2 separate regions of the Mus musculus genome follow, and region 2 is linked to region 1. Evidence: chromatin loops called from intact Hi-C (ENCODE). Cell type or tissue: heart. All regions are shown on one strand. Each heading gives the region's core, and the rest is flanking DNA. Links, peaks and the distances in the headings are about the cores only.

Region 1 (4,384 bases), core at 288-4,287:
CCAAGTTCAGCTCCAGTGTGAGATGCAGCCTTGCCCCCAGGACCCCAGCTTCTGTCTGCTGACCCTGGTGAATGAAGTATTCCCAGAAGAGTTGTCTGTTATGATGCTGATGTCTTATTAATCATAGTGGATTGATTGCTCAGCAGCAGCTGACCAGAAACTATCCATGAACAGCCTTTACAGAATCTGCTTCTCTGTAAACTTGACAAGCCAGGCCTCCACTGTCTGCATTTCTTTCAACACTCACTCAAGCTCCCATGGAACAGCCCAGTAAGCTCTAAAGACTTGATGTCTTCCCTGCTCAAAGTTCCAAACACTTCCCCAGTCTCCAACAAAACATGGTCCAGTCCATCGATTCAACACCCCACTCCTGGAACCTGTTGTTCTTTTAGTCATGGTGTTCATTGCAGCAGCAGAGACTCAAACTGACATCATTAGAAAAATCTGTTTTACTCCCAGAATCCATTCTTCATTTTGGTTTTTTCATTTTTTTGAACTCAGGTTGGTGACTCAGATCGAAGTTTTTAAAGAATCAAATATCCTCTGGGGCTGGAGAGAGAACTCAGCAGTTAGGAGCACATGCTACTATTTTTTGAGACAGTCTTCCTAGTTCATCCTGGTTGTCCTGGAACTTGCTCTGTAGGTTGGCCTCAAACTAACAGAGATCCTCCTTTCTCTGCCTCCTGAGTATTGGAGTTAAAGGCCTCTGCCACCATGCCTAGCCATGCATGGCTACCCTTAGAGCAAGCCTGACTTCAGTTCCCAGAGCCCAATGCTGAGTGCTAACAACTCCCTGTAACTGCAGCTCCAGTGGCTCCAACAGCCTCTTTGGACTCCAAGGGCACTTGCATGCATGTGACAAAACATGCATGGCACAAAGTATACACACGGTTATAAAATAAACCTTAAAAACAAGGCAAACATCTCAATACAATCTAGAGATCCATTACCTTGGCAGCAGGGACATTAGAAGTCCGTGTTGTCTGTAGTTGAGCCATTCTGTTTCTGTTAGAGAACACCTTGTGTAGAGAAAGCCCTGCAGTTCATAATTGACCAGAGTCCCAGGATCTGAGCCTGTGTGTCAGTCAGCGTTTGTTGGCACTGTGTAGCATAATGGCACACGTAACAGCATGCATGTACAGAGGCGCATGTGGTATGCTCAGAACTGAGCCTGTACTGACATGTTGCAGCCGAGGAGAACACTGTCGGAAACACTGTGGACTCACAAATGTGCATGCTTTTGAATAGGTTTCTAATGAACGCCATAAAGTCTCTGTCCTGTGCGGCCCGCCCCCCAGCCCGTGCTTTTGAGGGCTGTGGAGAGTGGGTGCTGCGAGACTCTGCCCCCAAGGTTTTGGTCTTGGGAAGAAGTTGCCTCTTCGGAGCACTGGGAAAATAGAGCTTTGGGTCTCTGGAGAGCAGCTGTACTCACAGGCCAGGCAGGGATGCCTCCAGCTCCAGTTGGAGAGATGCTATTTACTAATCTGTCACTCTGTGAGCACACCACTGTCTGGGAGGGTGCAGCCTTAGGGCCCCCCCCCCCCCCCCCCCCCCCCCCCGCTGCTGCACTCTGGTGATACGTGGCCTTGGTGTCTCAGAAGATAGACTTTAGTTAGAAGTCAGAACTTGGAAGAAAGCTAGCAGTAGCTAAGCAAGTTGCAGCAGCCTGGGGTCAGTGTTTGCAGTGCTCCTACCACCCAAGCAAGCTGCAGAGCACCCCCCGCCCTCTGCCAGGCAGGCCCGGCACGCTCGGGAACGCTGCTCTCCCGGCCTCTCTCCATTACTGTTGCAGACATGGGTTTTATTTGTGTTTGGCGTGCATGTTTGGGTAGTCTCCTTTACTTGACCTTATGTCGGTCAGGTTCACTGCTGTCACTGGAGACGGATCCTTTTCTTTGTTGTGTAGTATTGTGTTGCAGAACTCTGTGTGGTGTATTTATTTTGGGACATTGTCGTTGAGTTTTTATGTTCTGACTGGGATAACTAATGCTGTTTGGAACCTTCCCGTGCATGTCATGGCAGACTCTAGCCTGCATGCTTACTGCTCTGGGAGTGGACCCAGCAACTATGGGGATAATAGGCTGGACATCCCATAATCTCTGTAGACCTTGGGGCGCATTGATGCCTTATCTTGCTCCCAAGTCACCCTAGGAGTTCCCTCCCCTTTTCTAGCTTCTCAGAACTGGGAAGCAGGCGAGCCTCGATGCCTGGACCCCAGGCAGATGCTTCCCAGTGGCTGCCTGCTCACCCAGGTGCTGCCTAATCTGCTGCCACCACTGTGTGTCTCTTATGTTATCAGGAAGCAGAAAACTTGGTGGCCACAGTGGTCCCCACCCACCTGGCTGCTGCTGTGCCTGAAGTGGCAGTTTACCTGAAGGAGGCTGTGGGGAACTCCACACGAATTGACTATGGCACAGGTATCTGCTGCTGAGGGCTCTGGGTGATGGGGACCTTGCTGCTTTCTTCATGTTGCCTGAGCTGCTTTCTCTATGCTCCACACAGTCTTGGGGGGTCTCTGAGAAAGCAACAGTTTGTCAGGCCCCTGAGAAGTAGGGAGGGGTGTGTGTGTGTGTGTGTGTGTGTGTGTGTGTGTGTGTGTGTGTGTGTATGTGTAGGGTGTATGGGTGTATGGGTGTGGGAATGTATGGGTTTCAGCAGTGTTGTTGGGAGGGATAGTGACTGCTGGCTCTATCTTATGCCACCAGGTGGTGCTATTGCCACAGGCACGACACTGCTGAGAGTTGGTTTCTGTTCTTGGTGAAGCTGGCTTCTATTTAGATGCCTCATCACTCTAGAGATAGTTTATTGAGCACTTACTAAGGGCAGATGCCTAGAGAAGAAAAACCTTTGATAGCCCACTCTCTCCTCACCTCTCTTGTCTCTCAGCCATTTTCTTTGTGCTGATGATCTTTGGCTCTGTCATCCATTTTGGCTAAGCTGTTGCAGGGACTTTAAAGAGACGTGGTCTCTAGGTTGAGATAGCCTCCATAGTCCAGGAGACCCATTGTGATAAGGGCTTCCTTTCCTCTTTTCACTAAAGTAGGCATTTGAGAGATGTGCTGTCTCCCGCTTGGTTGGGAAGGAGAGCTAGAGGGCGCACGAGTGTCAGCAAGCCCTGGGGAAGGCGTGCCTGGAGGCAGAGCCTTGGAGAACTTTGTCCTCTGTTCCTCTTGCTGCTGACAACAGTTCTGAGACTCTGGGATATGGGGAGCTTTGATTAATGCCCAACTAGGAAAAGAGTTCTGGGGCATGGGGTAGCCTGGCTGTCATTTGGAAATTTATTTATTTATTTATTTTAGCTTAGTTTCATTTGTTTATTTGTTTATTTATTTATTATAAGTGAGGGCCTCTTTAGGGGTGGTTGTGAGCCACCATGTGGTTGCTGGGATTTGAACTCAGGGCCTCTGGAAGAACAGTCAGTGCTCTTAACCGCTGAGCCATCTCTCCAGAACCCCATTCGGAAATTTATAGGTGACCATAATTGAGCGTGTGTGCATCCATATCTGGCAGCTGTCTGGTCTGCAGAGGTCGCTTGAAACACCTGGCTGCACCTCCCTCCAGTTGTCTTACTACATAAGGAACAGGATCTAGGGTCTAGCCAGTGCTCTGTGCAGAGCTGACTGCTGCTGGGTATGACTAGGAGAGGAGGGTCCTCCTCCCTCGTGATCCCTCATCAGGGCTCACGCAAGCTCTTAGCATGGCTGTTCACATCCATCTGGTCAGAGCCGCCTTCTGTGCCCTCTGCTGGAGGCACACTGACTACTTACTGTGGCCTTTGTGTGCTGTTGCTTCTGGCTAAAATGATTTCCTACTCTCCTTTGTGCTGGCCACCTCCCGTTCCTCTTTTATTTTAAACATTATTTCCTTAGGAGAAAACCTTGAACTCTGAAATTAGGGTCCCCCTAGGATGTGCCTCAGTTACCCACTTGTCTCCCAAATAGCTAAACTCAAAGTAGTAACTATATATTTAATATTTAATGTCTGTGGTCTCTGACTAATCATGAGCTCTTTGAGGCAAGGACTCATTTGTTACTGGGATCCAGCATGGACAGTGTCTGCCCAAATAGTAGGTGCTCAATAAGCTGGGGTTTCTAATTGGTCAAACCCATAAAGTAAGGTGCAGGTGCCTGTGCAGGAAGTCGCCTCAGGCCCCTCAGGAAGAGTGCCAGTGCTTGTGCTTGTTGAAAGGCTCAGGTCTTCTGGACTGGGAGGAGGTCTCTACCTCAGTATGGGCCTTCCTGCTCAAGGGAGTTGGGTGCGGGGGGCCTTCTAGAAGATGTCAGCTTGGGCCATTTTCTTCCCCAGGGCATGAGGCTGCCTTTGCTGCTTTCCTCTGTTGTCTCTGCAAGATTGGTGTACTCCGGGTGGACGACCAGGTGGCTAT
Region 2 (4,384 bases), core at 309-4,308, 340 kb after region 1:
AGGAGCTCTGCAGTCAGAGGTGGACAGATGGGACAGCCTCGGGAGAAACAGCCATTTCTGGTGTCCTATGCTGTGCCCTTGGGTGGTCCTAGCTTACTAGGTGTGCAATGGGCATGGTGGCTGTTGGAAAGGAGGGCATAATGATAGGACTAAGGGACATATTTGGTGGTTAGGGAGGCGTACAGTGGGGACATGGTCATGATACCCAATGTTCTTCCTGGAGTAATGGCTTAATAAGATATTAGAACAGGAAACCAGGCAATGGTGGTGCATGCCTTTAATGCCAGCACTCAGGTGCCAGGGGCAGGTGGATCTGAATTCGAGATCAGCCAGGTCTACAGAACAAATTTCAGGACAGCCAGGACTACACAGAGAAACTCTGTCTTTGAAAACAAAACAAATACAAAAGATTGGAACAGGCAACTAAGTACAGCACCCTGAGCCCAAAGCCCACCATGGCGGCAGTGTTGTGAACCCAGCACTGGGGTCATGTTATCTATGGACCCCATCATACCTCCTAGGTGGATATGAGTTTCTCCCTACCATAGCTCCACTCTGCCAGGTGGAAGTCTTGGTTACCTGGAACAGGAGGGGAAGAAAAAAAGGGGGCAGGGGAGAAGGGAAGTTACCCCTCCTGGCACAGCACAGGACTCACTAAGTTCAAAGTCACTCCTGCATCGGGTTACAGTGGGGTCTTCCAGCTAGGACCAACAGGCAAGAGGAGTCAGGATTTCTGTATGAGACTTGCCCATAAAGATTCTAACTCATCGTGGAGAGACTTTGGTAGAAAAGTTTTGCACAGGCAGCCAGGACCTCAAAGGGGGCTGCTGGAAGTGGATTGGCAACCCTGGACACCTTGGTGTCTCTTGGCTTGGTGGCATAACGCAGGCTAACTGTGGAGCAGCCCCTGTAGGCTCATGGGAGCCCTACACCCACACCTCACCTGAATCTCACCTCCCGCCTCCCCACAGACACTTAGACAGTCACACAGAGATAAGCAGGGGAGGCAAAGCACAAGGTACTGAGAGGCAGTGGGTTTGACACGTTGCTCGGACAAAATACAGGAGAGAGACCATTCAAGAAAGGAAGGTTTACTCTAGCCCACAGTTTAGGGCTACAACCAGCGGTGGTGGGGGAATCCTGAGAGAGGCATCTGGAGGCAGCTGGTTACATTGTGCTCACTTCAGGGAGCAGGGAGCAGCGCCTGTTGCTGCTTAAGCTTTCTTCTCCTTTTCTTTCAACCATCAGTTACCATGGATCTTCCAGGGCAGCTCACCTAATCCAGATGATCCCTCACAGGTATGTCCAAAAGCGTATCTCCTCCGGGACTCTAGACCCTATCAATATTGCATCTAGAATCAATATAAACCATTGCAGAGGCTTTTGAACAGGTAACTCTGGTAGCCCTAAGGGCTGGACTCCTGGCTTCAACCAGGCAGAGCTCGATAGTACCGGTCCACATTAACTCTTTCCCCTGCTGTCTGTTACCTGTCCCCTTCATCCTAGCCAAAAAAAAAAAAAGCTGGGTACACCTGCCTTTCTTTAAAGCCCCCTTCAGGAAAACCTAGACCAAGACTTGTCATGGGGCAGGAAGGGGGGACGAGGACCTCAAATAGACAGGTTAAAGTCTTACCCCGGTACTCAGAATGTGACCTCAGCTGGGCTTGCCTGTAATCCCAGAAAAGGAGGTAGAGACAGAGAGATCGGTAGTCCAAGGTCATCCTCAGCTACTTAATGAATATGAGGCCAGCCTGGGCTACAGGAGACGCTGTCTCAAAACAAACAAGCAAGCATACAAAAGAACGGCTGTATTTGAAGATGAGATATGCGGTCTGAATGTCACTCCCTACTGTGTCCCTGTTAAACTGTAGTCTCTAATGTGAACGGGATTGAGAAGCAGGGTCCTGGACTGAAGAAATGACTCAGGGGTTAAGAGCACTTGCTGCTCTTTCAGGCGACCAGAGTTTGGTTCCTGGTACCTCAATCCCTGGCTCACGACCACCAGGGACTTTGGATCACTCCACTCCAGAGGATCCAATGGCTTCTGTACTCATATCCACATATCCCTCTCCCCACATACATACACATACTTCAAGTTTTAAAAACGAAGAATGGGTCTCAGAGAGATGGCTCAGCCATTAAGAGCACTGGCTGCTCTTGCAGAGGACCGGGGTTCAAACCTCAACACCTATGTGGAGGCTCACAACCATCTATAAATCCAGTTTCAGGAGATCCAACGCCCTCTACTGGCTTCCATTGATACTGCATGATTCATATACATACATGAGGCAAAACCCTATTAAGCATAAAATTAAACAACAGCAAAAAGTAGTGAGTTCTGGATGTGGGATGCTCAGGCCCCAGCAATGGCCATTGTGAAGGAGGCCACAAGAAGCCTGCTTGGTTCTCTCATAATATTAGATCCCAGCAAGAAAATGAACCCAGAAGAGCAGATCCTCACCATACACAAAGGCTGCTAGCGCCTAGATCTATCTTGCCCTGAGGGAAGCGAAGGTCAGCATCTGTGGTGTGTAAACCACCCTGCCAGTAGTGTTTGTTACAGAAGCACAAACTGAACTGTGGGGTCCTTAACGAGATGCTGTTTTCAAATGGTAAGAGGACCCCGGCAAGAGCCAGGCAGTGGTGGCGTACGCCTTTAATCCCAGCACTTGGGAGGCAGAGGCAGGTGGATCTCCGGGTTCAAGGCCAGCCTGGTCTACAGAGTGAGTTCCAGGACAGCCAGAGCTATACAGAGAAACCCTGTCTCGAAAACAAAACAAAACAAAAAAACAAAAGAGGAGCCCCGGCAGAATTGGGTTTTCCTGAAGGGAGGAACACAGGACACCCACAGAGGAAGGGCCACTGTGTGGAGACAGTGTGGGAACAGCTACCACCTGCAAGTGGTACTGGCTGTCCAGCTCAGGCACTATCCCAGGACCCTGAATTTAGGATGTGCTTCAGTTGTACCCCAGCCCAGACCCCAACTGGAGTCTCCAGAGCCCAAGCCCTTGACTCAAACTGTGTGCCCCCAGGACCCAGAGTGTCTCCTCAGGGATTCTTGCCACTCTCTCTGCTCTCTCCTTCAGCCGTGTTGGAGACCTCTCTGCACTGCCAGCTGGGCACTGCTTCCCAGCTTGTTGCCATCCCTCCTCCCTCCCATCCCTCTTGCCTTCCATCCCTCCTCTTTCTCATCCCTCCTCCCTCTCCTCCCTCTTTCCTCCCATCTCTCCCCCTCCCATCCCTCCTCCCTTCCATCCCTCCTCCCTCTCCTCCCTCTTCCTTCCCATCCCTCCTCCCTCCCATCCCTCCTCCCTCCCATCCCTCCTTCCTCCCATCCCTCCTCCCTTCCATCCCTCCTCCCTCTCCTTCCTCCTCCCTTCCATATCTCCTCCGTCCTATCTCCCATCCCTCTTCCCTCCTCCGTTCCACCCCTCCTCCCTTCCATCCCTCCCCCTTTGAAGGTTCTCCTGCTGGCTCCACACATACTCACATGCACAGACCCCACCCCTACCTCCTCACCCCCTCCAGGCAGGCCCTCTAAGTACTCTCTACAGATTCTCTTAAGGCCTACAGCAAACCAGATGCAGCATGCCCTTGGAGAGACCATGTCCTCCATCTTCATCAACATCACAGCAGGGTGAAGGTGACAGCTACCTGCCTATGCTGAGCCTGATGCCATGAGCCATGGGAGCGTCTCCCCTGCCCCTGCATCAGGGCCAGCATGATCTCTAGTTTATACATGAGGATCCAGGGCACAGAGAGGTAGGAGCTCTGCCTAAGGACACACAGTAGTTAAGTGTAGACTGGATTCCTCCTAGGCCTTAGGACAGGCTCCCCCCCCCCCAACCCCCAGAAGCAAAACTCATGGAAGAGGTATGAGTCTCAAGTGATACAGCCAACACAGGCCCTTCCCTGAGGGCAGGTAGTAGGCTAGCACCATTGAGAAGATAGAACATCAAGATTGGCTTGTGGGGCATTTTCTTAGTGATTGGTGTCATAGGCCCAGCACACTGTGGGTGGTGCGACCCCTGAGCTGTAAGAAACAGACTGAGCAAGAGATGAGGAACAAGCCAGCAGGCAGCACTCCTCCATGGCCTCTGCGTTGGTTTCTGGCTCGAGTTCCTGCCCTGGCTTCCCTCAGGGATGGAGTGTGATTAATAATAGACCTGTCCCTCCCCAGGTGCCTTTTGGTCATGGTGTTTATCATAGGAATCGAAAGCTAACTAGGGTAACCTCAAAGATCTCTGCCCTGGAGAGAGAAGATGCTGAACACAGTACCCGGTGGAGCCAAGAACAAGGCAGAATAGATATGGAGGCCTCACGGGGGTTGGGTGGGGTACAGTAGGTGAGGCTGGCTAACTTTGATGGTCTGGATGTATGAGAT

Evidence for each region. Hi-C counts contacts between places; a loop is a spot of excess contacts. Peaks named below come from ENCODE experiments on the same cell type or tissue, not always from the same donor. Only the 100,000 strongest peaks of a DNase experiment are listed, where the experiment ranks them.
Region 2: it touches region 1 in a loop (2.0-fold over the local background); 1 of 42 quality-filtered maps calls a loop at or near these places.

What each region holds. Positions count from the first base shown.
Region 1 is chr2:30,433,265-30,437,648 of GRCm38, forward strand. It overlaps Ptpa (protein phosphatase 2 protein activator), which reads left to right. Exons shown (of 10, transcript NM_138748.5): 5 at 2,300-2,417; 6 at 4,306-4,384. Among named protein-coding and RNA genes, the nearest start is that of Ptpa, 19 kb to the left of the region's middle. In heart, for the core only: CTCF peaks have their summits at 2,743 (motif pointing right) and 3,048; DNase peaks (open chromatin) are centred at 2,364, 2,697, 3,087 and 3,707; H3K27ac peaks cover 498 bases.
Region 2 is chr2:30,773,916-30,778,299 of GRCm38, forward strand. Gm39783 (a long non-coding RNA gene) reads left to right here. Exons shown (of 4, transcript XR_001783261.2): 3 at 1,249-1,299. Among named protein-coding and RNA genes, the nearest start is that of Gm39783, 4.6 kb to the left of the region's middle. In heart, for the core only: a CTCF peak has its summit at 2,237 (motif pointing left); no DNase peak of the experiment used is centred there; H3K27ac peaks cover 3,082 bases.